Regions from separate parts of the Mus musculus genome. Here regions 1, 2, 3, 5, 6 and 7 are each linked to region 4. A link is a loop called in an ENCODE intact Hi-C map of the cell type or tissue named here. Cell type or tissue: left cerebral cortex. All regions are shown on one strand.

The links. A loop is a pair of places that touch in the nucleus more often than their neighbours do. Peaks named below come from ENCODE experiments on the same cell type or tissue, not always from the same donor. Only the 100,000 strongest peaks of a DNase experiment are listed, where the experiment ranks them.
Region 1: it touches region 4 in a loop (2.3-fold over the local background); 6 of 42 quality-filtered maps call a loop at or near these places.
Region 2: a loop joins it to region 4, with 3 times the contacts of the local background. A loop is called at or near these places in 2 of 42 quality-filtered maps.
Region 3: a loop joins it to region 4, with 1.9 times the contacts of the local background. A loop is called at or near these places in 3 of 42 quality-filtered maps.
Region 5: a loop joins it to region 4, with 2.5 times the contacts of the local background. A loop is called at or near these places in 13 of 42 quality-filtered maps.
Region 6: a loop joins it to region 4, with 2.4 times the contacts of the local background. A loop is called at or near these places in 3 of 42 quality-filtered maps.
Region 7: a loop joins it to region 4, with 4 times the contacts of the local background. A loop is called at or near these places in 3 of 42 quality-filtered maps.

What each region holds. Positions count from the first base shown.
Region 1 is chr4:119,877,582-119,881,581 of GRCm38, reverse strand. All of the region lies in intron 1 of Hivep3 (human immunodeficiency virus type I enhancer binding protein 3), which reads right to left. Among named protein-coding and RNA genes, the nearest start is that of Hivep3, 65 kb to the right of the region's middle. In left cerebral cortex, no CTCF peak of the experiment used is centred here; DNase peaks (open chromatin) are centred at 689, 1,112, 1,686, 2,489 and 2 more places; H3K27ac peaks cover 2,172 bases.
Region 2 is chr4:119,962,679-119,966,678 of GRCm38, reverse strand. The region is part of intron 1 of Hivep3 (human immunodeficiency virus type I enhancer binding protein 3); the gene reads right to left. Among named protein-coding and RNA genes, the nearest start is that of Gm38632, 69 kb to the left of the region's middle. In left cerebral cortex, no CTCF peak of the experiment used is centred here; DNase peaks (open chromatin) are centred at 351, 865, 1,558 and 3,565; H3K27ac peaks cover 2,559 bases.
Region 3 is chr4:120,031,124-120,035,123 of GRCm38, reverse strand. All of the region lies in intron 2 of Hivep3 (human immunodeficiency virus type I enhancer binding protein 3), which reads right to left. Gm38632 (a long non-coding RNA gene) reads left to right here and starts at 1,731. Exons shown (of 5, transcript XR_003955100.1): 1 at 1,731-1,868. In left cerebral cortex, no CTCF peak of the experiment used is centred here; DNase peaks (open chromatin) are centred at 1,098, 1,957 and 2,378; H3K4me3 peaks cover 2,580 bases; H3K27ac peaks cover 2,772 bases.
Region 4 is chr4:119,807,079-119,811,078 of GRCm38, reverse strand. It overlaps a transcript of Hivep3 not described here. Among named protein-coding and RNA genes, the nearest start is that of Hivep3, 5.6 kb to the left of the region's middle. In left cerebral cortex, a CTCF peak has its summit at 1,636 (motif pointing right); a DNase peak (open chromatin) is centred at 1,625.
Region 5 is chr4:119,732,711-119,736,710 of GRCm38, reverse strand. It overlaps a transcript of Hivep3 not described here. Among named protein-coding and RNA genes, the nearest start is that of Gm35957, 11 kb to the right of the region's middle. In left cerebral cortex, a CTCF peak has its summit at 2,973; DNase peaks (open chromatin) are centred at 2,002 and 3,029; H3K4me3 peaks cover 2,076 bases; H3K27ac peaks cover 1,291 bases.
Region 6 is chr4:119,759,038-119,763,037 of GRCm38, reverse strand. It overlaps a transcript of Hivep3 not described here. Among named protein-coding and RNA genes, the nearest start is that of Gm35957, 37 kb to the right of the region's middle. In left cerebral cortex, a CTCF peak has its summit at 2,087 (motif pointing left); DNase peaks (open chromatin) are centred at 655, 1,058 and 3,245; H3K27ac peaks cover 2,876 bases.
Region 7 is chr4:120,127,585-120,131,584 of GRCm38, reverse strand. It overlaps Hivep3 (human immunodeficiency virus type I enhancer binding protein 3), which reads right to left. Exons shown (of 9, transcript NM_010657.3): 7 at 3,223-3,309. Among named protein-coding and RNA genes, the nearest start is that of Edn2, 32 kb to the left of the region's middle. In left cerebral cortex, CTCF peaks have their summits at 1,655 and 1,862 (motif pointing right); DNase peaks (open chromatin) are centred at 1,882, 2,966, 3,299 and 3,661; H3K27ac peaks cover 1,227 bases.

The sequences.
Region 1 (4,000 bases), 71 kb before region 4:
ATGATGTAAATGGAACATAAATGGCTGTTGCCTTTTGAGGATCCACCTACAAGTCTCAGCCAGTCCGTAAAACAAAGACGCCAACCCAACAAAACACCATCCCAGATGGAATTGGAAGCAGGAGCATCATCCAACCCCGGGGGGGGGGGGAGGGAGTGGGGGAACAGTGTCTGCTCACAGCAACTTACAGCTAACGCAAAACTGAAACCAGCTTTTCTCAAGAAGGATTTTGGGGGACCCAGGAATGGATCCTTAGCAATCTGCTTATAACTACATCTTATCTAATCACTTGCTGCATGACATCATCAAGTTTTTCTACCTCTCTGAACCTCCATTTCTTGGTGTCCACAGGGGTGCCACAGTTAGCCTGTGGTTTCTTCACCATGAGCTTCAGGGTCCACAGAGGGCAAAGTGGAGCCCATGACAAAACCTTTGACCTCTTTTTCTCAAGGTCCCGATCCAGAACAGTCTCCTCTTATTACTGGTTCTGTGTAGCAAAGCACATGGGAATGTTCTTAGAAGGTGCTCACCACACACACCCGTCCTCAGCACACATGGGACTCCGCAGCACAGACTGCATTCAGTTTAAGCATCATGTCCATCAAGAACCCTCTGTCCCGGCAGACGACAGTGGGTCACTTATGTGCTCCCATGGCAACTCCTGGGTAAGTTTCCCATAGGAAAATCCCAGAGGCTGGCACTAAGGAACCCAGTGCCTGGGCGTGAGCATGCTGGACGTGTGAACACTCAGAGTGGATGTGACCTATCCACAGCCCTGACTTAGCAGGTACCACCTGGGGCAGAACCCGGGGCAATACATGGCTAACTCGTTTCCTAGATCCCATGAAGGGTTCCATCTACCTTGCTCAGCTTCATAAATGCCCAGTGCCTAGCCTAGGTGCTCTCTGTCTGTCTGTCTGTCTGTCTCTGTCTCTCCCCCCTCTCAGAATTTTATATATGAATATATATCGATCAAGTCCACCGTCCACTCCCTCTCCAACTCCTCCCAGAGCCCATTTAGTATACCATATACTTGAGTTATAGCAAACTGCTTCTGTCTTGGATGCCTGCCCCACTCGATCATGCCAGAAGGTGCTGTGGCGGGCAGGGGTGGATAATCAACAATCATATTTAGCTGTGAGCCCTGTGAGCTACAGTAACAAGCAGCCCACTGGTGAGATGATGACATGAGTGTTTGGGGAGCAACCAACTGCTTTCAGATTGGATTTAAGACTTGCTCCATAAGATGGGATTCGTGCTTGGTGCTGTGAATAGGGCCGAGAATCCACGCTGGGAAGTCATTGGGCTCCTGTGGACAACTTACTGCCTTTGTTCAGCTAAATGGACACAATATTAAGCTACACCCTAAATACTTCTCCTTATGCCCATAAGTTAGTGCAGCTCTGAACCCTCCCTCATCAGAGAGGCTTTCTCTTTGTAGTAGGTGGCAATTCCTTACAGAGACTCGCAGCCATTCAAAATGCAGAGAGTATGAGGCTGTGGAGCATTCAGCCCTCAGTGGGAAATCTGCTTCATATCCCTCCCCCAGCAGGATCATTACAGTAAAAGGGGTAGAATGACTGTAAATCAACTTAATCTAAATTTGATGTAAACCCCGGTGTTTCAGTCACAGCGGCCACATCCCCAGAGGTACCAGTACAGGAGGCTTCTATCACCACAGAAAGTCCAGCGTGAAGCCCTTGGCAAGCTGCCTGGGGCCTCTGTTTTCATCTGTGCATCAGCTGCCACAGTTCACAGGTTTTTACACTTGTTTCCAGTGAGCCTGGACCAGATTGGAAGATGCCCTAGCACCACACCCACCCAGAACCCCGGACTGTGACCTTATTTGAAAACAGGGGCTTCGCAGATATAATTAAGTTAAGGTGACCCTGGAGAGGGGTTATTCCCAGTCCAATATGACAAAGCCCTTGTGATCAAGGAGAAGCCACACATACAGATACATATACAAAGAAAACCTGTGACCAAAGAGACAGTGATGTGTCTATAAGCTCAGGACCAGGAAGGATGAACAGCAGCCACCAGAAGCTACCAAGAGGCCTAGGAGGAAACTTCTCTAGAGCCTTTGAAAGGATCGTGGCCCCACTCATGCCCCGATTTCAGATCCCTAGCTTCTGACGACATGATAAAATAAACTGTTCTTTCAAGTGACCTCTCCTTCTAACAGTTAGTTGCAGTAGTTTCAGGGCTGTGCCCTAGGATCCTGACATTTCCCTACAACTTTCCCTTGAAGTCATCCTCATCCTGGGATATGAATATGCTTCAGATATCAACCTCCAGGCAGTGGAACCCACAGTAGCCAATGGGACTCTGGCTGCACTGCTCAGTGACGGGGTGGAACAGCTGACCCTGGAGGGAACCAGGCATGCTGAGCTGACAGTGCTCTCCAAGGAGGAGCCAGACAAGCCAAAGAGCCTGTGAAGCCTCACACTTTCTATCCTTTCCCTGCTGAGGCAGAGTCAACGGCTCCCAGTGAGGCAAGCCCCACGCTTCCCTGGCAGTGTGACACAGTGGAGGCTAGGAGCTGAGTTTATTAGGTTGCTAGATCAAGGGCTGGCAGGATGCTGGGAGGAATGCCCACCTACTTACTAGTGGCAGTGTTGGCACAGCTTACAGATGTGACCGGATCTATGCTGGACAGTGGAACCAGCCCTTGTTGCCACCTACAAACTACCACTTCCAGTGCCCACACAGCATACCTGTGCACAGCAGCCTTTGGATGAAGGCTGTAGCACAATCTTCTTGAGGTGCCTTATTCCTAAAACACACCCAGGATTCTCCCTCTCAAACGCCTTCCTACCCAACTCCTCCAGGATCCCACCACAACCTCAGACAGAGAACAAAAATCTGGGGATTCTAAGGTTTATTGAATGGTTTCTTAAGGAAGCAGCAGGCAGGGTTTCCCACATGTAAACCAGGCAAAGCCCCAGGTTGAACAGCCTTCCCCAGCTTGGTGATCTCTTCACACAGAGCTGAACCATCCTGTGCTGCTGTCTGAATATGAAATGTCTCCCATACATTTGTGTGTCTGAATACCTGGTCCCCAGCTGCTGGTACTGACAGATGGTTGTAAGCCACTAGGGTTGGGCCTTGGGGTCTGATAGTCAGGCTCTGCTTCCTGTCTGTCCTCTGCTTCCTTCCTGCAGACGCAATGTAACCAGTTGTCTTACCCTCCCCATGCCAACCCTTCCCTGCCTTGATGGGCGGTATCCTCTCAGACTGGGAGTCAAATAAACCCTTTCTCCCTGAAGTTGTTTCCTGTCAGATACTTGGCCACAGCAATAATAACACACACGTCCCGCCCACTGTCACTGCCTCACCTCTGGCCGAGTTTATATTCTACAAAGTTTATCAGAATATCTCACCCCCCTTTATTTTGATGGGTTTTGAGGCAGGGTTTCTTTGTGTCGCCCAAACTGGCCTTAAACATGCCATCCTCTTTCATTAGTTGCCCAAGTGCTAGATTATCGATTGTGAGCCACACTACCTGGGGGCTCGTGTCATTTTGAAAAGGGAAAGTAGACAGGCGCTGCTCTTCCTAAAGCGAGGAGAAAGCAGGCTCACTGGAGTTGCCTTTCTTCACATTCCTTACAAGCTGCATGAACACGTCACCCATTCTGAGCCTTGATTCCCCCACAGGAAAACAAAGGGCCTGGTGGGAATGTTCATTTAGGACCCAATGAGTTCAGTATAAAGTGGCCGAGAAGTTGATACATCCTACTGTCCTTGTGTTAGTTGCTAACGACACTGAACCAAGTTCCTGGTATACACTCAATTAACAAGAAATTGTGTTGTCATTTCTAAAGTAATACCAAGCAAAGCCAGACGCCTAGCGTCATAAAAGTCAGAATCCTTGTGGTACAGGCCTGTAATCCCAGCCACACTAGAAGCTAACACAGGAGGGTTGCAAGTTCGAGGCCAGCTTGAGCCACAAACTGAGTTCAAAGCCAATGTGAGAAATTTTAGGGAAAGCCTACTTCAA
Region 2 (4,000 bases), 160 kb before region 4:
CAAGTTGGAGGAATAGGGTTGCCCCACGAACTTTCCCTTCCTGGAAAGAAAGCTGGGCTTCCCCGGGTCCTCCCTCCACCTCAAGCCACTGTACCAACCCACACTGTATTACCAAATGTGTTTCAGCCTCAGCTTCCCAATGCTATACTGTGTGGTTACAGACAGCTCTGTCAAGCAGATGGGGTTCACATTCACTTTACAGAGGAAGAGAACAGCAGCTCCCAGAGACCAGACAGTCAACTCTCAACTCCAGGCTGCCCAGTCCAGCTTCCCCAACCCCAGCACAGCGGCAGCCATGACGTATTCCCATCTGACATCAACTCAGTGTTTCTGAGGTGTTTCCACAGCCGCCCACTATCCAGCCGTGGCCAGCTCTTTCCTACCCACCACCATGTTATAAACAGGAAGCTGTCTATTCCCAATTTAGAGATGAGCAAATCAGAGCAGGGAATTGAAGACACTTGCCTAAAATCGCGCAGTTAGAAGTGGCAGCGGCTCCAATTCTGAAGTGATGGGCTCCCCTTTCTCATCCTTAGTGCGCAGAGCCACACGGCTGGCCAGCAGCAGGAGTACTGGTGACAGGGCTGCCACCCACCACGCTCCCAGGCTCCTGATCCTACTACCTTCTTTTCTCTGACTATTCCATCTCTGAGGCCATGCCAAGAGCAGTGTACTGCACAGTCGGCTGAGGGTGATGAGGGCCACCCTGAGCATCCACAGCTCTTCTGTAGCTCTTCTACTTTGACACACAGACACACACACTGCAAACCTGGAGGGGCTGGGGTGGGGGCGGGGTGGAGAGAGACACTGAAAGGTTTAAAGCATTTCTGGAGTGGCACAGTCCGCTTCCCTGCAAGCTTGCTAAGATAAGCCTATGAAAGAATGTCGCAGAAAGTGGAAGCCATCGTGCAGAAGAGTCACTCTGAGCGTGTATCCCGCGGGGTCACTTGGTCTAATAATCCCCCTTTCCACAATCTAAGCCCTGGTAAGGTCTCACATTCATCCTGATTCTGACAACTAACATGGGAACTCTTGGGAAGCCCCAACACACAATTTGACAAAATGTAGTGGCAAATGTAAAGGTAACATGTGAGCAATTTCCTGAGTCCAAGACCTTGGGTGGGCTCTGGTCTCCTAGCCCATGACGCTGCCCCCTCTGGGGCTTCTAGAAGACCATTGTCTCCATGACTTATGGTCCCTGCTCTGGATTTTCTCCTCTGCCCTGTTCTGGGTGGCCAGGAGCATAGCTGGCCTCTGAAAGCACAAGGGAGCAGGGCCAACTTTAACCAGGGAGGCAGAGAGCAGCCTAGTGACAAACACATTCACTGGTATTTCTCGTGACTTTTAAGACAAAACACTGAGGCCAAAGGGAAGGCTCAGAGAAGGGAGACCCTTGCTGAATATCACACAGCACAGCTAGGATGGGGGAGGAAGTGTGGTCAGGAGGCAGCTCTGCTTGTTTACAGAGAAGGAAGGAAGGCATACCGCCCGCCCCTTCCCCTCTTCTGTGTCCCTGGCATCTTCCTATCTTCCCCTCGTCTCCCTCAGCATCATGTCAGACAGAACAGGTGCTGGGGAGGAGGAACCTGCCCATCCCCACCCGGGCATCCACCCACCAGCTTTGGGTCCTGAGTTGTTTTTCCATGGGGCTGGTATTGGCTCCCTCCCACAGCCTGACCCATTCCACACTCCCACCCACCCGAGTCAGTGACTAATGGGTCCTGTATCTGACTAAGATGCCCTTGCAGGTCTCACTGTGGAAATAGCCCCAGCATCTTTCTCTTTACTCACTAGCCCATTGCCTTGGCCTGGGGTCTCTTGAAGGCCCACAGAGTGCACAGAGAGAACCCAAAACACAGGCGAGTCACAGGCTAGGTCACAAGGACATGAAGAAATGCCTCCCTACTTGTCTTGCTTTCCCGATGGCTGCTGGGAAACCTAGGGCTACAGAAATTGGCAGCCGTGGCCTGGGTTTCAGTTCAGTCGTGACGATGTGAACTGGCTATCCTTTTATTTAAGGTTGTAGCTCCTGCTTCATCCCATGCCGGCCTACACTGCAAACTAAAGGATGCCGGGCACATAGTGGGTGCTCAGCACATCTCTGCTTTGCCCTTCAGCTGTCTACAGTATACTAAGAAGACCAAGGACCAAGGCATTTCTTCATGTTGGTTGGCCAAGAAAAATGCCAAGAAATGCTTCCATGTTCTAGATTTGACCTGGATTTACCCTTATGATAGAGCATTAGAGTTTGGACCTGGAATATACTCTGCTTCAAGTGGATAATCACCAAATCTTATCTGTCAGTTCATCTACTTGTTTGTTTGTCTTTTTCTCCTTTCTGTCTTTCTGTCTTTCTGTCTTTCTTTCTTTCTTTCTTTCTTTCTTTCTTTCTTTCTTTCTTTCTTTCCTTCCTTCCTTCCTTCCTTCCTTCCTTCCTTCCTTCCTTCCTTCCTTCCTTCTTCCTTCCTTCCTTCCTTCCTTCTTTCCTTTCCCTCTTGCTTTTTTCCTTCCTCTTATCCATCTGTCCATCCTTCCATCTTTCCTTCCTCCTTCCAATCATTATTCAACCATCCATCCATCCATTCACTCATCCATCTACTAATCTGTCCATCCACCCATCTACTCAACATTTAATAGCCACTACACACAGGCCATGAGAAACTTCTAAGCCTCCATATACCCCACCATTGACTCAGACACATAGCACAGTGGCTAGTGACTCTTCCTACACTGGCTGAACGTAGAGATAAAGAGAGCTGCCCCCAACCCATGTCTGACCATCCAACACTGCCTCTCTTCCCGTCCACGTGCCTGTCTCCTGGAAGTGAGTTCTGTGTTAACAGTGATTCCAAGTTGAGCCAGGGGTTCCCTACAAGGCATAGGTTTTCCCTAGATTGCATATCATTTGATGTATGCTCCCCATCCCACAGGGATGATATGTGCTGCGTGGCATATCATCTGCAACACCTGTACTCTTTCTTTTTGCCCTGTGGGTGGGCTCAATGCTTTACAAGTAGGAAATGTCTCCCCCTGACCCCCAACCAGGCTGGCCCCCTTTGCTGTACTATCCTGATTTTATTCCCTTTGGCTCCCTAGAACCTCCTGCTTCTGCAGAGAACAGCATGGAGAAAGGCAGTCTCTGAAGCTAGCTTTGGGCTCCAAGTCCATTTGACCTTGTGTGACCTTGAACAAGTTGCTAAACATCTCCCCACCTCAGTTTCACTATCTATCAGGATGCAGGAAAGAGGAAAAAATACAACCTGGCAGATATCTGCTGATCCCACCCAGGGCCAAGTGCCCCATGCCTGGATCAGAGAAGGAAATCAAACCTCCCAGCCCCCACTTACTGGTTGGGAGGGAGAAAGGTTGTGTGAGTCAGGCTGTTGTCCCCAGAGAAGGACAAGGAGCTGGCCTCTGAGGGTCAGCAGGTTCATACCGACCCACTGACTACTGACTCTGAGACCAGACTAGTTCAAGTCTTTGAGATGACAACCATGACTAGAGGTTCCAGTCAGACAGGAAGATTACAACGCTATGGAAAATTCTCCCACAGTGCTGAATGTCTGCCACACCTTGGAAGCTATACTCTGGGGCTAACATGTCTGATAGGAACCTCTATTTCACATTCAGCTCTTTTCCTGTTTTGTTTTTATTTTTCTGCCAACTCTGCTGTGTGGGTGAATCAGTCAGGAAGAACCTGTTAAAGCCTGGTGTTCTGGGGCTTGCTCATCTGAGGAGTGAGCAGAGAAACTGCTTACACCGGCATGCAGCTGACATCATGACACCACCAGTGACCAGTCAGGGGCTGGGCACAACCATACACTGAGGAGGTGAGAGCAGGGCCTTGAAAAGGTTAAATGAATGCGAAGATCTCAAAACCTTGGCCAAGGGGTCCTCAGCTTCCGGGAAGGATGCTAAGGAATCCAGGGGCAGAATGGTGACCAAAGGCCCAAGGGCATGGAAAAAGTTACACACCAAAGGCCCATCACTTAGTCCCTGG
Region 3 (4,000 bases), 220 kb before region 4:
AAAGGGCAGGAAGTGAAAGAAAGTGGGAGACACTGAGAACCCCTGGCCTTGGCTTAGCCCCAAGAGGGATTCTCACTCACTCAGGATGCATCCTGAGGAGCAACTGCTAACTCTGGGGACATGGGGACAAGGGAGTTTTCTGATGAGTGACTCTTGGCCACAGACTGGGGCACAACAGGATGTGTGTGTGTGTGTGTGTGTGTGTGTGTGTAGAAGCAGTTGTGTGAGTGTGAACAAGTATATGGAGTAGAGTGTGTAGGAGAGAGTGTGAGCTTGTGTGGATGAGTGGACAGGATCATGTGTGTGTGTGTGTGTGTACACGAGTGCGCACACATGTTATGTGAAAGACAGAAGGGGTGGGGGTGGAGGGATCTACTTCTACAGTGGGTCTATGTATAGAGATGGCTGTTGAGTGTGAAGCAGTATACAGGCATGTCTGAGGAAAAGACTGATTGTCATGAAGTTCAGTTATCCCCGCTTCATGGAGTCCCAGAAACAAATAGTGCATAGTAGGTAGCTGATCAATAGTTCATCCAATAACCAATCATGTAAACCGATGTGTTTCTCAGTGCACTTCTATAGGTGCCTGCATAAAGCAGCAAGGTTGGTCCCAGCAGGGAATCGCCTCACATCTGCATGCAGTTCAGTTATGGGCGAGCACTGGGTGGGACGCTGGGTTCTGGTCCCCGTTCTCAGTGTTTTGACGGTAGTTTAACTGTCTCTAGGAACTACTCAGTGGATTTGGTCACTACTGGGCGATCTCAGGCCACTTGTGGCTCTGAGCTCCTGGCCATCCTCCACCCAAGAGGGCAATTAGAAATCAGCTGTCAGTTTGTTTGCGGCACTGCATCAGCTCTAGGAGAAGCAAGCCTATATAATTTGAAAAGGGCTACAGCCAACAAGAGGAATGATGGATTTGACAAAGTTAAACAGGTTCTTGTCCTGCAGGACTTTTCAGAGCCTTTAATTTGCTAATCTGGACTGATTGGCCAGATGGGTAATAAAGATCTTGTGGAAACTTCCAGACTTAAACGAGGAAACCTTTACTCGTGGCACAGCCTTCAGAACGAACGTTCCATGGAACACACTGGGAAATCTGCAAGCCAGCACAAAGGACACTTGTTAATGCCTGCTTCTGTGCAGATGATAGGGCAGAAATGGTGTTCTAGGTCACAGAGCAGAGCCATGGCAAGTGCCTGCCCAGTAACCACTCAAACTACTGGAACCAGTACACACACACACAACTTCACAGTTACAAAACAATTTAACTCACAGGCCCTCAGTTCTCCCTGGAGGACACTCATCCCCATTTTCTAGACGACAAGAGCATAGATGAATGAAGTTTGGACCACTCTGATCTGGGTGAGCCACTGCTGTGGGCTGGTCTCTGTGGTCTCCACCAAACAATACACAAATTCACTATATTCTTATAGGTGAGCAATGGTCACTATGTGAAACCCCTATTAAGAACTCAAGGCTGATGCCACCGCACCTGTTCTGCAGCCACCATCAGTCCTGTCCCAAGCCCAAGCACCCTGCACATGCCAAGCGGCTAGGGTTGGTGCTCTTAGAAATACCCATGGAGCAGGACTCTGGGAACACTAGTCTGTGAGGCCCAACATCTCCTTGTCAATGTCAACACACTACCTACCACTGAGAGGTATGGACCCCTATGTACCACCCCCTACCCCCTCTGAGCCAGGTGCCATTCTGCCAGGGATAAGGAAGAACCAGATCAGGGCTACTTTCACTCTCTTAACAGTGAGCGCGCAATGAGCAAAGGCTGTGTGCTCTGACAGTCTGAAACTGACGAGGCCTCCCGGGGAAACGTGGCCAGAACAACCAAACCCATTGAGCAGTTCCCAGAGGTATGTAGACCCCGCGGTGCGTCCCTGAGAAGGGACGAGAATCCGCACAGGACCCTGGAGTCTGCGCACCCAAGGGCGAATGGGGCTGCGCATCGCGGCGGTGTGCGGGCGCGGGAACGCTCGTCACCCTAGGATGATGACTGAAGTAGCGTTGGGAAAACGCGAGCGCAGAGCGCGTGCACCGGCGCAGAGCCCGGGCTGCTCGCACCCAAGGGATCCGGGAAGCTAGGACCGCCGCGCCCACCCGCCGTAGCCTCGTTGCTGCGGGGTGTTCCGTGCTCCGTGCTTACCTGCGGCCGGCTGGGCTCTGCGCTTCGGGCTGGCTGCGCTGGGCTGCGCCGCGCCGGGCTAGCTGCGCTAGGCTGCGCCGGGCTGCGCGCCCGGCCTCCGGCGGCTCGGCAGCGCCCGCGCGCTCGGCTCCGCCCGGCTCGGCTCCGCCCGGCGGTGCCCTGGGCGCTCGCTTGGCGGCCCACGCGGCGCGGGGTGGGCGCGGGGCGGGCGCGGCTCTGGGCCGCCCCGCGGCCGCTGGGAAGCTCCTTATTTGGGCAGTGATGTCAGGGGAAGTCGCAGGGGCCGGACCACCCACTTCTTTCCATTCTCTCCCCAGAGTTTCCTGTTGCCAAACCCGGGGACCCCACTGTCTGTCTGGGGCGAGCACAGCCTGGCCACCAGCTGGTCCGGGATGCCCGGGCAGCAGGGGTCATGGAGCAGCCTGGCGACGCAGCGCGTGGCGGCTGGGGCTTGGGATCTGCGGCTGGGGAATCCCCGGCTCCAGCAGCCACTGGGAGGGTCTGCGCGGCCGCCTCCACTGTGACAGGCCGTGTCACTGTGGGCACCGCCCCTCCCTCCCCGCCCGCCCTGGCTCCCGCGCTGTCATTTCCTCTCAGGCTCTCCAGAGAGGACAGACAGGGAAGCCCTGTCGTTGGGTGCCATGCCTTGGATCCACAGGGCCAGGAGGGTGCCTATCGCCTTTTCTAAAATGAGCTCCGCCAGTAGTCTTCCTCCCAGATTCCAGCCCTATCTAGAAAGCCCATGCATTCCCAGGCGGGAATCAGCTTTAAGGATTGCTGGGAGCAGAGGACCTGGCAGGATCTCTCTGGGCTCTGACTGGGTGGAGGTGGGAGTCATCAGGGACTTCCCAGTGGTCAACCCTTACTAGAAGCTTCTTCATCTAGTACCAAACCTGCCTTACTTTGGTCCACATTGGGAACAGCAAAGAATGTATTTGAGGCAGTCCCCCAATTGTCCCCACCAGCCAACACAAAGCAGTGGCCTTGAGACTTTGGCACTGTCTGCAGTCTACAGGTGCCTGTACAGACCCTGAGGGGGTTATTGTGAGCTGCCCTGGCTTGGCTGACTCCAGGCCTAGCTTGTCGACCCTGGAACAGCTTCAGCAAGAGGTTATAAGGAGCAGGGGCAATCAGACTATAAAGAAGACACACTCTCTGGATCATAAAGGTCTGCCATTGTTTCTATTTGGATCGGGTCTTTCCCCCAAAGGATCCTTAACAGAACCAAGCTTTCTCTGGCTCCAAGGCCATGATCTCAAACACACCTGAGCCCAGTAGACAGAGCTATTGACCCTGAGTATTTCTGTGCCTTCCTACAACAGCTCCACCAGAGCCCATGCTTTCCCTCCAGATCCAGGTCAGAGCAAGCTGATCACTTCCAGACCACCAGCCTTAACAGAGGGAGCCCCAGCTATCTAATGGCTGCCACACTCCCGGGAGCTGAAGGGAGAGCACTACGGCTGTCCTGCTTATGGGAAGGGAAGGCAGGGGTGACAGTAGCTGAGCCTGATCACCCACAGCTGCCTGCTTGCCCATCAGTTACCAAGCTTCCGAGTAGTTCTGTGGATGCCACTCTCCCCCCCCACCCCGCACTTCCAGCAGCCCAAGCCCAGCTTGAATGAGGCCATGTGCTCTCATGTGCATGGGACCCCTCCTCCCCATCCCCATCCCATTTCACCCCAAACAGCTGCACTCCCTGCAGCCCAGCTTCAGCTGGCTCCTATAGTAAATCAGTTCTCACTTCTTGGGGGCCTTTGCATAACTTCTATTATCCTGCTGTCAACCCCACCATATCCAGATCCCTGTCCCCATCCCACCCCTCCCCTGTTCTCAGTGGCCTGG
Region 4 (4,000 bases):
GTCAAATGATTTAAATATGTAGTATTCCCTCTCTTCTGTAACATCACCTGCTACCGATTTCATCACTTACCTATAAAAGAACAGAGAGAGAGACACAGAGAGGGAGAGGCAGACAGACAGACAGACAGACAGACAGACTTTCCAGTTTACAAAGTTTTGATAGAGTATTTGGTTCTAAGTTGTTCTATTTTCTTATTGGTTATTATTACTAACATTCTACAGTGTCCAGTCTACCTTCTTACCTACTAGCCACCACCTATTTGTTTTTAAAATACAAGTCCCAGAATTAAACTTATATATTAATAAAACTGAGAAATGTTCAATGGAGATACAGAAGCAGATTCACAATAATAACGATAATGATGATGATGATGATGATAAACAAGACTGAAAGGATCATTTTTGTAGGGTAGACAATTCCAGAATGGCTCTTCTTCCAAATACCACGTTAAAGTAACAGTAAGGACGGAGGTTGTTGATGATGGATGTTTGTTTAGAGATGGTATCTTGCTATGTAGCCCAGGCTAGCCTTAAGCTTCAGTTCTTCCCTCCTTGGCATCCTGAGTGCTGAGTAATGCTGGTGTACATAACGTACCCAGTACAGCTGAAATACCCAACGAGAAAGAAAGCAGGAGAAGGGCCACTGGCCGGGAAACCAGAAAAGGAAGAAGAGGCTTATTTGCCAGTTAGAAATACATAACACTTCAGTGTTACAATAACCAAAAGAGCCTCACACTGCAGAACCTGCAAAACAGGCTGGTGGACTGAATATGGCCAAGAAACAATTTGACTATAGTTTGTCATGTGAAGGTAAGACATGAAGGCTGAATTTTAAATCCGTAGAACAAAGAAATCATTATCCAGTAACATAATAATAGTATTTGTCTATGGCTTGTTGAAAAGAATTATTTCCTTTAACCCATGCCTTATTTAAAATCTTTTTTCAGAAAAAGAGACCTCAAAAGATAGATAGATATTATAGTTTACTTGATGCCATAAAGTTATTTTCTAATAGTGTAAAGAAAATCTGAGGTCATCCAGTCTATGCAAAATCGCATTGGGAAAGGCTAAACAATGCCCCCCACAGATATGTGCTACCTAACGCCTGGAAAATGAGCCTTACCTTAATACAAATGATGTGAATAAATTAGTACTCTGGATATGGGAAGGTTATTCTAAACAAACTAGGAGAACTCTGCTTGGAATCACAACGATCTTTTGTAAGAGACAGGAAGCAGGCAGAGAAGTCATGGGATTACAGAGGTCAGGATCAGAGGGATGCAGCCAGGCCAGGACAAGTCAGAAGCCATCAAATGTAGGAAAAAGCAAGAACAGAATCCACACACACACCTGACCCCCCCCCCCCCATCCCCCTCAAGCCTCTGGAGGGAGCTTAGCACTGTCCCTGTCAACGCTTGCTTACCACCCAGTGAAACGGACTGAAGACTTCAGATGTCCAAATTACGAGCAGGTGAACATGTCATCTGACGGCATCAAGTTCACGGTATTCAGTCACAGACTATGAAACCCACCGCAGTGAGAACTGCAGGGATTCCAGTAAGTGTTCCCTCTTACTGGGTGCCAGGCACTACTCCAGGATTTACATATCCAAGACATTTAATTTGTACACAAGGGGGCAGTAGGGAGTAGCTGTGGCTAAGGCTACTGTAACCTGGGTTATATTGCTTTCTCAGTTGTCAAGCAGAGGTGTTGTGGCTTGAACAGGGAAATGTGCCTTCCAGAATCATGCTTTGAACACTCACCCCAGTTTCTGGTGCTACTGAGGAAAAGGGGTGGTGCTGAAGAGCCTTAGGTCCTAAAGTTTAGGAGGTAAGTCCTAGCTGGCTGAAGTAGGCCACTAGAGAGGGGACTCTGAGGGTGTGGTCCCTAGTTCTGGCCACTCTGTTTCCTTGTCTGCCATAATGGGTCTCTGCCACACACCCCCGCTGCCATGAATCCCACCATGCCTTCTCTGCTGTGATGGACTGTACCCTTCCAAACCATAAGCAAAACAAAACAAAACCTTTCATCTAATAAGTTGTTTCTGTCAGAAATTTTGTTAATAAATAATAATAAATAAAATCAGCTAATATGAGACATAATGGTGACACCTACCTCCTGGCGCTGTGGAGAATAAACTGAGGCTAGCTATATAACATGCCTGATTATAGGTTCTCAAGTGAAAAGCAATAACTAGAAAGCCCTTGAATATTCAGCACTCTGGTCTGCCTTCTAGAACTTTCTCTTACCAATTCTCCTTCTTCTCTCTTGATACAAACAAGATTTGAGTCACTCCTAATCACCAAAATATTCCTCAACTATTCGAGAATGCTGATCAAGTCCTCGGGAATGTGAGCTGGTCCAGGCTGAGATGCCTCTGGTCATCATCTTTGGCTCACCTGCATTTCTCCGTACATTCACCAGCTCCCTGGAACACAGACTCCTACATTCTAGATGTGACCACCATGCTTCTACTAAGCATATATACACAAACTACAGCCCTTGGGACAGCCTGATTTGGACAATTCACATGATAAGTGTGCATTTGACATTATGGAAGGATCATAAAAGTATAAACACAGGGGAAAATTGTGACAAATACCGTATGTGACTGGTCAAAACTAAATGTTTGCTGTTTTGTTCTTTGTTCTGGGAAAGCTAGCTATCTCATTCTAGAGACTTCTATATTTCTCTCAGTACAATACACAGTTGCTCAGGTTTTTCTGGGAGTAAGACTACATTGATGTGCATGCTGGCTTTATTTCAAGCCTGCTAAAGTTCCATCAGCATACATTCTTCTCCTCCCATCTTAGTAGTAACTCAGCTATTCACCACCTAAGACTACATTTCTCAGCATTCCTTGTAGGTGTGTCCTGGGGACAGGCTTTAGCTCTGAGTTGCAAGCTCATGTACACTGAGTAGTTTTCTGATCAGTCCTTGAAGGGAAAGATCACACTCTCCCTCCAATTCTCTTTCCTGTTCTCTGGAATGCAGGCTTGGACTTCATGTGGATGAGACTGACTAAGCAGGAAGACAAAGGACCCTGGGTCTGTGGTGCTAACATTCTATACAGTCTTGGTTATCCTCAGTCTCGAAGAAGGAAAGTAATCTTTAGTTTATAAAGTTCTTTCAAGTCCTTGGGACAACAATTGAATCTGGGGATGAAAGCAATACAATTATATTGCTCTTTATATCTGTCTATCTATCTATTGATTGATCAATCTGTTTGGTTTTCTATCTATCTATCTATCTATCTATCTATCTATCTATCTATCTATCTATCTGTAATTACTGCTACTGAGTCACACTCTTTCCTGGTCTACACTCACACCATAACCTTACATTTACTTATCCCACTTACACATTATATTGTAAGAATAAACCCATCATTTTGCCCTGACAACTGGGACCTAATTCTGTTGCCCTAAGTGCGTACTATCCTTTCTAGTTTCATAACGTTCTTCAAAGGGCAGTTCAGTTGCCAGGCTCACTAACCCACTCAGCAGAACAGCTGATTAAGATTGAGTACAATGCAGTGAGGAGGACTGCTGTGTCAGTGTGTGCAGGAAGGAAGTGACAAGTCAAAACCAAGAGGCAAGTGGAGGAGGAGGAGGAGGAGGAGGAGGAGGAGGAGGAGGAGGAGGAGGAGGAGGAGGAGGAGGAGGAGAATGGAGAGGAGGAGGGAGAGGAGGAGGGAGAGGAAGAGGAGGGAGAGGAAGAGGAGGGAGAGGAAGAAGAAGAGCAAACTTTCTATGATCCAGTCTTCACACTGACAGCCTCCTCATTGCTAGCTCATTTATTAAATATTTTGACCATTCAATTGCTTTAGATTGAGTATAGGTTTAGGTTTTGAGGGTAGGCATGTACATATGTGTACATGACATGCATTTGTACAAGTGTGTGTGCACACATGTGTGTGAAGGCCAAAGGACAACTTTGGGTGTCATTGATCAGATGCTGGTACCTGTTTTATGGTCTAGAACTCATTGAGTAGGCTAAG
Region 5 (4,000 bases), 74 kb after region 4:
AAGTCCCAAGATCCCCCTGTCTGCATCCCCAGCAGTACTGAGATTACAGATTGATGCTACGCATCCTGTTTTGATGTGGGTGCTGAAGATCTGCACTTGGGTCCTCATGCTTGCACGGCGATCACTTTACCCACTAAGCCATCTCCCCAGCCCCCTAAGTGACTTCTCATGCATCCTCCCAAGCCTAGATACCATAATTCTGGGAGCCCATTGGTCTGCAAGTCAGGTCCTGCCATCACCTGACTCCTGCAGGATGATGCCAATGCCAAGGGTTCCTCATAGATACCTTCCTTATACAGCACTGCACATGCTATCTCAGCTAACGGAAGCATCTCTCCTCTGCTTTTACTACGCGACGATTACTACTACTACTACTACTACTACTACTACTACTACTACTACGATGACGATGACGATGACAGAAGTAAAGATTTGGGCTGGTGAGATGGCTCTAAGGCAGTTGCCTGATAACCTGAGTTCAATGTGGTAGACCCATGTGTGGTGGAAGGAGAGAATCAACTCGGTCAAGTTATTCCCCACTCCCTCCCTCCCTTCCTTGCTCTGTCTGACACACTCTGACACACACATACACACAATAAATTAATAAATGTAATTTTTAAAATTAACAATGCTTAAACAGGGTGCTGCCTCTCCTTCACTGCAGTCGCACGGGGAGCCTGGTAGCAGCAGAGTGTATACCCTCCAGTTCTTGTCCCTCACACACATCCACATTCACCATTCATTCATACTGCATCTTAGGCTGTGCCTTAAGCAAGAGGACATTCCATTCTTAGGTTCACTAACTCATCTCTCCAGCTCCCAGGACAGCAAGGGTAGTTGGCTCATCTGCTTCCATGACTGCTGTCCCATTGATAAAGAGGTGGAAGGGGGAAGATGATGGTTTGTCATCGAAGTCATAGAATTCTGGTAGCAAAGTAAAGGACCGCATAAGAACTCCACCCCAGTGCTTATGTGACACTGTGAAGTGTCCTTCTCCTCCCTGTGGTGCAGAACGTAACACTGTGGGAACAGCACATAGAAATCAATGCCTGTGGAAAGAGGAGTCTAGAGAAGCAGGACCACACACTGGCTCAGGATTTGGACTCTGCACTCAGGCTACCTATGTTAGAATCTGTTGTTTCATTGTCTGACCTGAGTTAAACAACTGGTCCTCAGGCTCCTTGTCTGAAATATGGGGTGCTGGTTCAACCTTCCCAGTAAGGATAGCATGAGGGTTACATAAAATACCTGTAAAGTACTCAGAAGAGCACTGGCTAGTTTTACTAATAAAATATGCTATAAACATCATTGCAGCTTTAATATACCCCTCTAAATATATTTCTAAACCTTCATTTTTGTCATAGGTTGGCAAAACAAAGTCAAATGCTATTAGCTCAGAGTTTTATCTAGAAAGGAATCAGTTATAGAACGTGGATTCGTGTGATTTTTTTTTTTTTTTGCCCAAAAAAATCAATTTACATAGTGCCTGACACCATTTCCACTGACTGGGACAAACAACCTCAGAGATCAAAAACACTGTAACACCTACTACACTAAATATTAAAAAGAAAAATAACTTATACCCTCTAGCAGTAATTACCTAAGTAACATGGGTTGCAAATCTGTTAGAGAGGTTTTGCTGTGACAATATTTCTAGTAAATTGCTGCTTCTAACACAAAGTCCTGGTGTTGCAAGGCTGGCATACTAGTAGAAAGGTTATTATAGAAACACTATTAAAATGAATTAGGTATTATTAAAGATTCGACACTACAACAGCCCCTGATTACAAAGGATTTCAAGGTCCATTGCTTAATGGGCAGATGAAAGTGCTAATTAAGCCTTTTTGAGAGGATATCCCTAGGCGGGTCTGTAAGACTACAGGTAACAAGAGGTCTTCAGTCTGAAAGGGGAACCAGTTGTGCCTACCCATCTGGAAACAGCCCTCCTGGAAAGACTGAGAGGTAGGTGGGAGGCAGAGCTGAGGTTTTCTGCTGAGGAGAGGTAACCTGGTAGCAGACATGGAGCTAAACTAACTTGAGCCTCTGTTTTTCCCTTAACTGCTTCCTTAGCATGCGTCCATTTCCTCCTCTGCTTATGTTTGAAAAACTAGAGAACCTTCCTTAGACTTTAGAGCCTAAATACATAGGAAAGCCTTCCGCTGAGTACCTAAGCCCTCTGGTACAACCAGAAGATGCCAGGGCTGTCCTTGGCCAAAAGCATCTCTCACTGCCAATACCTCTAAGTGGCTTTTACGGAGTTGCTTATTTGCCTTTCGTATCAGGATCTATCTTGTTTTTCCCACCTTGTTAATTAACTAATCAGGCCCTGGCAAGACACCTCCCAAACAAGAGGTGTTAAGAAAAAGCTAACTAAATTCGCCCACCCACCGCGTCTAAATGTCCACAATAAATTACGAGGAAGGGGCTGAGACCCACGCTACGCAGCGATCGGCGCCACGCAGCAGCCTCGGACCCCCGCGCGGTTCTCAGCAGGACTTCTGGACCCGAGCCACGCGGGCCACCCGGGCCACGGCCGAGCTGCCCAAGGCGCATCCCTGAGGGCTCAGCTGCCCGCTCCCCGCGGCGCACCGATGTCAACAAACTTTCCCCGCCCCGGGTTGCGCCGGGTCTCCGAAATCTGTCCACGAGTGCAACACGGGGACAGGTGTGGGACCCGAGCCCCCAACCCCGCATCCCTGCGGATGGGCGGACAGTCGGGGTCCGCGGGGCGCCGTGGGGGAGGGTAGGCCACGGGCCCGCCCCCTGGGCGGTGCGGCGCTGACACGGCCCTAGGACGCGGACAACTGGTCCCCAGGGACGCGTTGGCGCTGCGGCGCGGCGGCCTTACCTGCGCGCTCCGCTGAGGTTGCTCCAGAGGCCCGGCGTGCGAGCAGCCGCGGCGGCGGGCGCCGACTGACAGCCCCAGGACCCGCCTCCATCCCTCAACCACGCCCCCTCTAGGGCCACGCCCCCGTCCGCGACCGGGGTCAAGCTCAGTCCACAGCGCCGAGGGCGGGGGCGCTCGCTTTCGATTGGCCTGGGAGACGTCGGCTCCGCCCACTCCCCGCCTCCTCGCTGGGGGTTGGAAAGCCGCGCTTGCGCGGATGCTCAGAGGGCAGAGCGTAAACCAGTGCTAGCGGTCTTGACGTTGAGCGCAGGTTGGTTCTCATCTTCCTCAGCTAAACTGGCTTTGAGTCCAGGACTACGGGAGGAGCAGTGAAGGAGTCTGTGAAGAGACAGTCCCTGACCAGAGGAGATCCTAAGCGAGTCAGGCGGAGGAGCCCAGCTCCACACTTCGGATCTACTCCCTAGCCAGGAAGTATCTCTGTGAAGGTTGGCTTGAGTGACAAGATCCTGCTAACAAGAGGGACGCTGAAGGAAATAGTCTTGCTAGCTCCCAGCACCTCCCCAGGCTTCCTAGCTCAGTGTGTAAACAAGATCATGTGACTCCCTACAAAATCAGTGGATACCCAGCAGTTCTGTCCTAGATATATGTTCAAAAGAATGTCTACACAAAATACTTAGATGCAGATGTTCCCAGCAGCACATTAATAAGAGAAGGGGGAAACGACTGAACTATGGGGTGATGGGTGATTGATTAGTAAATTTTAGTTTGTTCATGCCAATGGACTAGTGTTTGGTAATAAAAAGGAATGGTCATTCTGATACATGGTATAACACAGATGAACCTTAAATTCGTGCCAATCACAAAAGACTTTACTGGGTATGGTTCTATTTGTGTGGAGCGTCCAGAACGGGCAACTGTATAAATACAGGAAACAAACTAGAGGTTTCCAGGAAAGGGAAAGGACAATTGAGAAGGAACTACTAAGTGCATAGAGTTTTTCTCATTATGGTTTGGATCTTAAACATACCCTGTATCAAAGACTCAGTCCCCAGCTGACTGTTCTATTGGGGAAAAAAAAAAAAAAAAACAACCTTCCATAGGTGGGCTTTGTGAGAGGAAAGGGCGTCTCTGGGGACCTGTCCCTAAAGTGTA
Region 6 (4,000 bases), 48 kb after region 4:
TGGACAGCCACTTTACCCTAATCAGCAAGTCAGGCCAATGAGAGACCCTGCCTCAAAAAAGCAAAGTGGTCAGTGCTCCTGGGGAATGACATCTGAGACTGACCGCTGGTCTCCATTTGCACCTGCACGCACGCGCGCACACACACACACACACACACACACACACACACGATGTGTACCAAGTGGATTGTCCTCAATCTTTTCATATAAGGCCATATCGAAAGTTCTAGAAAATCAAACGTATAAAACATTTCTAGACCCCGCTCCTCAGGACTGTTTAGCCATGGTTGATCTTGGTATTCAAATTATATGCATATGTTCTGTCTCTTTTTCTTGTTCTCCTTGCTTATCTCTACTTCTCTTTGTACACTAACTTCATTCTTTAGCTATAGAGAGACTGCATACATGGCAGGCTTTGACAGTTCAACACTCTCATAGCTTACTAAAATGTGTCTAGTAGAAGAACCACAGATGTCTCTGAACCTCAGTCTGGGAAAACACTGCATCCACAAACGAGTCTAGGTGACAAGGAGGATGTGATGCTGGGGTAGCCCACATTAGACCTCATGTCCCCTTATGAGGGCAGGATGAAGTAAAAACCACTTTAATGACCACCCCACCAGGATCACATGAGGTAGAGAGGCAGCATCTCAAAATAAGAGGAGGATGGGAGAGTGACTTTGACTCACACCATCTGTTCCATCGCTCCCCAGTTCCTCTCAGATAGCTCCTTCCATTTCATCAATGGGGATGCATCATGAAGTCTCCCCAGCCAATCTCCAGGCAGGTAGGTGGCAGCTCTCCTGTGGTTCACAATGCTGAGAAATATACAAAAATATGTTCAAGCCAACCTTAAAGACCCCCTAACAGTCAAAGATGTCCCCCACCCATTTATAAGGCAAACCCCACTGAAATATTCTGAACAGAGCAGAGGTGCCAACTACTGCCAAGCCTCAGCCCCAAGTATGAAAGTCACCTGGTTGAGCCTGTGTCTTACATTAGCATATTTGAAATCTGGTCATTTAAAATTAGATTCTAAGTGGAACGAGCATCCATATGGCACCAAAGATGTGCCAGGCCTTGTCCCTAAGTGTGTTCCCTGTAGTAACACTAACAGGACCTATTACTGTTTCCATTTGTGGCAAGAAAGCCAGGGCACAGAGGAGACACACGCACACCGAGCCAGACTTGAGCTCTAGAGCCTGCATGGCCAACCTCAAGGCTAGACTCAGTGTCTTGGCTCAGGATGGATCATAAAGATGGCGAGCCAGGGAACTGAAAACAAGTGACACTCTGGACCAGAGTGATATGCAGCAGAATAAACAAACAGATGCAAGAACATAATCAAGACGCTGAACTGTCAGCTCAGCAGCACACGCTTGTCAGCGTAGCCCCAACACTGTCTAGGGAGGGTGCGAGCAGTCTGGTTTCACAGAACCAGGTTAAAGACACTTCACGCTCTACTGTTATGAAAATGTCTTTTCTCCTGAAGCTGACATGTGACACAGAGGGCAGCCTAGCTTCTAGGGAACATTTCTCTGCAAGGTCTCACTATTGTGTCTGCACTTTTCTTAGTAGAGTCTTTATTTGTTCTTTGATAATCTCATACAAAATGTTTTAATCATATCCACCTCCCATTCTGCTCTCTCCTTCCCCTCCCACTCCCTCTGGATCTTTTCCTCTTCCCAGCACATCCCTCTCCTACCTTCATGTCTTTTTTTTCTGCTTAATTAGGGTTGCTTGCACATACATGGGCGAGCATAGGGTTATTCGTCAGGTCATGGGCAACTGACACAGCTACATCATTGAAGAAAAATGAATCCTTCTCCCCCAACAACCGCTCTCTGCCAGTAGCTCCTCAGCTAGGGGCAGGACCTCATCGGTCCCTCCCAGCCCATGCTGGAATGCTGACTGGCTAGCTCTGGCACAGGTGACCACGGTCTCTATGAGTTCACCAGTTGCAGTGGCTCTGTCAGAGCCAGAAGACAGCACTCAGAGCACTCGTCCCATCCTCCAGCTCTGACATGACATGCCTCCTGCTCCCTCTTCTGGCTGTTCTCTTGAGCTTTGGGGTGAAGGGAGATGGTAAAGATGACATAGGATGATAAAGGTGAGCACTCCGCACCCCCTTACCTTTGGCACTCTGACAGTGGTGAGTCTGCATTAGCCCTGCCCAGGCCCTTCATTAGCGCTGAGGCTTCATGGCCACCGGCTCTTAGGAGAGTCCTAACAGCTAAAGGGCTAAATTGATAGGCAGGTGTCTTCATTAAGGTTTCTACTGCTGTAAGAAACACCATGACCAAAGAGCAACTTGGGGAGGAAAAGGTCTGTGGCTTCTTTCAACTCACAGGTCACCCTCAGGCCACTGGGGGAAGTCGAGCCAGAAACTTTCAGGCAGTAACTGAAGCAGCCGCTGCAGAGGACCACTGTTTACTGGCTTGCCCCTCATGGCTTGTTCAGCCTGCATTCTCATACACCTCAGGACCACCTGCTAAGGGATGGCACCACCCACAGTGTGCTAGCTCACACGCCAAGCACTCATTTTTACAATGGACCACAGCCTTGCCCACAGGCCAACCTTATGGAGGCATTCTCTCAGTTGAAGGTCCCTCTCCTCAGACAAATGTTGCTTGTGACAGGTTCACACGTAGTTACGGAGCACCTACTATGTGTCTGACCCTGAGGACACAGCACTGACAAGAGATGTGTGACCATGCCTCCACACACAGCATCTTTCCCCTAGCCTTGACTGACTTCACACTGCAGCCGAGGTTGACCAATGTTTACCATCTGTTACTACCATAGCTGATGTACAAGCAGACATACTTGTTTGGCAAAATACTGAGATAATTTTTGACCACTTGGTAAATAGCCAATGCCTACCTAAATCCTTCAGGTGTCCCACCCTGCCCTGGGCCTAGCCCAAGATTCCGCCAGATACCTCATGATCTGTCATCAAGCAGAGAGATAAGCCAAGCCCAGCAGGAGCACATGGTCTCCCTCTGCTATGCCTGGTGAGCACCACCTCCCTGTTCTTAAGTACTTAAAGTAGCCAAAAGGCAGAAAGTATCTGTTCTCTTTAAACAAGTTTAAACTCATATTTTCTCTGGTCTACTGCCAATTCTCTTTTAAAAACAGTAGGTCTTTATTTTAATTTAAAAAAAAGAAAAGCATCAGGCACACAATGTGACAGTCAGCAACCGTCTGAGCCCAGCTCAATAACACAGAAGACATCACACCAAGACAGGACCAGATGCCTTCCAACTCCATCTGCCACCCACTCCAGTTCTCAAAAGGCACCTTCAAGTAGTCCATGAGCTGAGGGAACTGGAAGAAATTCCCCCAGACCTCACAGAGGCCCGTAGCAGTGGGGAAGAACATCGGTCATGGTGTCTCACCCATATATGCCCAGGGGAGATCCCTGTGCCTGCCCAGGTGATAGGAAAGACAGACTGGCCCTGAAGGACAACTATGAAAGCAGCCTCAGTGGGAGAGGACCCCTGTCTTCACACTGCCCCCAACCCCAACTAAAGCTCTATACCACTCAAGATGCTTTTAAACTACAGATACCTGGATGCATATATAAGGAACTGAGTTCAGATCTCCAGCCCCCCATTATTTTTAAGGTTTTAAAGTCAGGCATAACTGTAGGCTTCTTAGGATCTCAGCACTAGAGAGGCAAAGATAGGAGAATCCCTGGGGCTCACTGATCTGGCCATAGAAAGCTCTAAACAGTAAGAGGCCCAATCTCAAAAAAAAGGTTGAGAGCAATCGAAGAAGACACCCATCACTGGCCTCCAGCCTCTACATGCATGTACACATATATACACACAGGCCTCCTGGTGTTGCTACACATGCATATGCAAATAAAAAACAAATGCAAGCCCTGCCTACTTCTTTCAGCTAATCCATTGTCTTGGCGACTCCAGATCCATGAACCATCTTGTGGAATAGTCAGAGGAACCCCTGGAGTTCTACTCTAGAACCCCTCAAGTCTGAA
Region 7 (4,000 bases), 320 kb before region 4:
AGTGTACAATGACCTCATGCCTCGACGAACAAGTTCAGCTCTGCGGGCTTTAGGTACGTGAATTCATGTAGCCCTCAAAGAATCCTGGCATCACTGGGGAACTGGGGGTTCTATTCTTACGCTCATGCTGTGGATAAGGAAACCGAGGTAAGGGGGATCAGGTAACCTTCCCAAGTAAGGCCTAGGGCTTCACTGGGGCAAACAAGATCATCTGCTTTCTGGTTTCTCAGTGTGGGTTTCACCACGAGCCAGCTGTAATGCTGTGCCTCAGTCTCTCCTTTTGTTAAGTGGATGTCTCACTGTATGGCTTTTTCTGAGAGGAAAAAATAATGCAGGCCTGGTACACAGCAAGGGCCCAGATAATTACAGCCACTATGACCCCATTACTGATGGCATCTATCACTCTGGGACAGGGCATGCTGGCTGGTCCAGCAGACAGTCACGGTCAGTTAAAATGCAAACCAGATGCTAACATGACCAGGCTGGCCTACACAGCGGCTCTGGGCAGATGGCAGAGTTTAGCTTCTGTGAGTTGCTGGGCTAGGCTGGCCTCAGTCTTTAGGGCAGGCCTGACCCCTGCCATTCCTGCCCTGTGGAGCACTCTGAACGTCAGCTTCCGGGTCTGGATTCTTATGGAGTGGAGGTTTCCATCAGCTGGTGAGGCTGTGCCACCATCAGCAATGGAGACCGAGGCATCCCTGAAATGGTCAGCTGTCCACAATCTGGGGGATGACCTGGAGAGTTTGTGCTCTGTTGGCCCATCACTAGACTGCTGTGACATGACCAGTTTGAACTGGTTCCAGGTGGCCTAATGTGTCCACTATCCCTATCGCTCGCCCGGGCACCAATATTCCATTTTCTCCTGGTCAGGAAAGATAGTCCCCGAGCCCTGGCTCTCCACCATGCCCAGGAGGGCCAGAAACAGTGATGCTAACACCTCCATGGTCAGGTACCAAAGTGGATAACGTGAACATTCACTAGGAAAGAGAGAGAAAATTGTGTGTAGAGAAGGAGTTGTCAGGCAGAGGGAGGTTCCAAGGGCAGAGTTTGGGCAGATGGGAGCGAAGAGACGAGGCCTCGAGGGGAATGGGTGATGGGAGACATAACAGACAGGGGATGGAGGGAGGGGCAAAGCCCTGCATCAGCTCATTCTGCTGACCTAGGACTTTGGCAGGAGCCCTGACTGCAGGCCTCAGGTTTTACTCAGCCCTGGCCCTCACTCACATAGTGAAACCCAAGCGTGGAGAAGGCCACGGCCTGCCCCACAATCATCCAGCTATCTCCTGGCCTAGTCAGAACTAAGGTTCATAGTCCTCACGTCTCACACTACAGTTCAAAATGGCATTATGCTTTGAGAAGCAGATGCAGCCACGAATCCCCACCCTGCCCTCCTCTTGCTGGGTGACAATGGCTGGTTTATGTCCTTTTGTGTCTGCTACCATCTCCTCTGTCTGTGTCTCCCCCTCCCATAGGCAGGTGGCCAGGGTGGCACTGTTAGCATCTGCACATGAAGGCTGAAGCAGGGTCCTGACTGGGGAGGGAGTTGGGGCCAGCATCTCCTGACATCCATCAAGACAGGCCCCAAAGCCCTTCTTTACTGAGGAGAAAGTGAAGGCCCCCTGTATGAGTCCCAGTGTGGCGGGGATGATGGAAGAAGCCCTCTCCAGACCACACTACTTCAGGCACTCCACATCTGATTCCTGCAGGCATCTAAAGGGTTCCCCTGCCTGCTCAGCACCCCCCCCCCCTTTCCTGATATTCCATATGGGCCTTTTTCTGCCTTTAGTGCTTTCAAATCTAGTGGAAGGCACTGGACAGAACCTTCTGGGTGCAGTTTCTAAGACTGGCCACAGGGTGGCAGTGGCTGACAACCCATTCCTTAGCAGTGTGCTGGAGCTAGGGCATCCTGGCTTGGTGCTCTTCAGGGCAGTTCCTGCTACCAACTCTATGTTTAGGATACCCAGATCCTAATGCCCGTCGCTGGGTCTGCCTTGGTGCATGAAGTAACAACTCCATCCTTCCAGTCTCTTAGGTTACAAAGCTTGGAGCCATCCCTGGCCCTTTCCCTCCCCTCCTCTGCCCTCTATGATGTAGCAGGACCATCTATGGGCTCAGTCTCTGAAAGCATCTGGAATCAGACCACTTCTCACCTGAACTGTGCTCATGTGTCTGGCCTAGATCACATCCCTACACCCCTGCTGGAGTTCTCCGCACACAGGCAGAGGACATATGTATCACTCCCATTATACTCAAGGATAGAGGATAGAGGTCAGCCAAGGCCCCCTGTCTTTCATGGTCCTTCATGGTCCCATGTCTGGGCTTATGTTACAGGGCCCTCGCCAGGACACCATCTATAGTAGCCTGGCATGCATTTTGACAACATGGGGGCCTCACATTATAATTTGTGAAGACAGTGCTTTGAGTGGATTGTTGTAAACATTGGTTTATTCAGTGTTAAAAGAAACATGATCTAACTCTTGTTAGATTGCTTCACAAACAGAAAATAAAAACCACAGCTTTCTCCTTTCTTCTCTGCCCCCCACCCCCCTGACCCACTCCCTTCTTCGTCTTGTCACACTAAGCCCTGACCCTGACTCCTGAGAATCTACAGCTAAGGTTTGTCATTCTATCTGCCGCAGCCCCTCTGGCCTCCCTCCTTACCCGTGTCCCCTGCCTTGTCTGCTATCAGTCTGCCTCTAGCTTGTTTCTGATGCTGGAGGACCATAGTCAGGTTGTAGTGATGTGTCAGGGCCGAGAAGGGATGGACCTACCCGATCTAGCTTTGCCTTTCTCAGTGACACTCGCAGTCCCACAGACCACATTGCAGGTTCCTATCAGAAGAGACTTCTAGTTAAGTGCCTGAAGATCTATCCAGGTCCCACTAAGACAACTCAAGGCACGTGTTTAGACTGTGCTTGGCACACACTGGGTGCGCCGAGTTCCCGTTGGGGCTGGCTTTCTGCTGGAACACTAGGTTATACTGAACTGCACAGTGACTGGCTCTGTGGCACTGGGGAGCATTTTATGAATTTAACATTTGCTGCTTCCCAGTTGTTCAGCAAACTAGAAGGGAGGACATAGAAGGGAAAGATGGTGGGAGGGAGAGAGAGGAAGGGGAACAGTAGTAGAAATGAGGGTGTCTGGAAAGGGGGAAGGTCAGGGGTAAGGGGGAGGGATGTGAAGTGGAGAGGGAGTTAGGGAAAGAGGAGGTTGGTACAGTACCTTCTTCGGCTTCCAGCTCCTCCAGCACCCCCGTCTCTTGGCACTTTTTGCTGTGGGCTTTCGACTTCATGTGCTTAGTCAGATTCCCTGGAAAGAAATGAGAACAGACTCATGGCCTGGTGGTAGGGGGAGGGCAATACACAGCTGCCAGGCCACAGCTCCTTACACAAGTGCCGAGGGCTGGGCAGGGGCCAAGGCCTCCTGTGCTCCAGCATGCAGCCAGACTATGCAACTGTAACTGCTACAGAAGGTCAAACACAGGAGCTGGGGCAGGGAGGGCATGCAGCTGGGGGGGAGGGGGCAGGGTACAGTGAGAACCAGAGATGCTGGTTAAAACACAGAGAAGTTGAAAGACCACTCAGGTGCATTTTTTTTCTTCTGCTTCTGTCTTATGTTTGGGCCCCGGGGCTGGTGGCACACTCAGATAAGATGATTTGCAATCTTAAATGCTGGAGTGACATGGGATTCTCATGACTAATACAGTAGCTGCGGGCTGAGAAGTTCTTCTGACCGAGTATACTACAATCAGGCCAATCCTTAGGGTCTAAGCAGAGAAAGCAGGGCATGGTTCCTTGCAGGAGCAGTGAGGTGAGCAGCAAGGGACATGAGCCCCACAGGCTCTGGGACGCAGGCTGGGACTGTCTTAGGGACAGCCCCCTCTCTGGGGCACAGTGCAGACAGAGGACTAGAGTGCTATGGGAATGGGTTGTCCAAGGCTCTGTGAAGCCCTGAGGTACTGCCCCAAGTTGTAGGCCTGGCCCCATAGGCTGGGGAACTG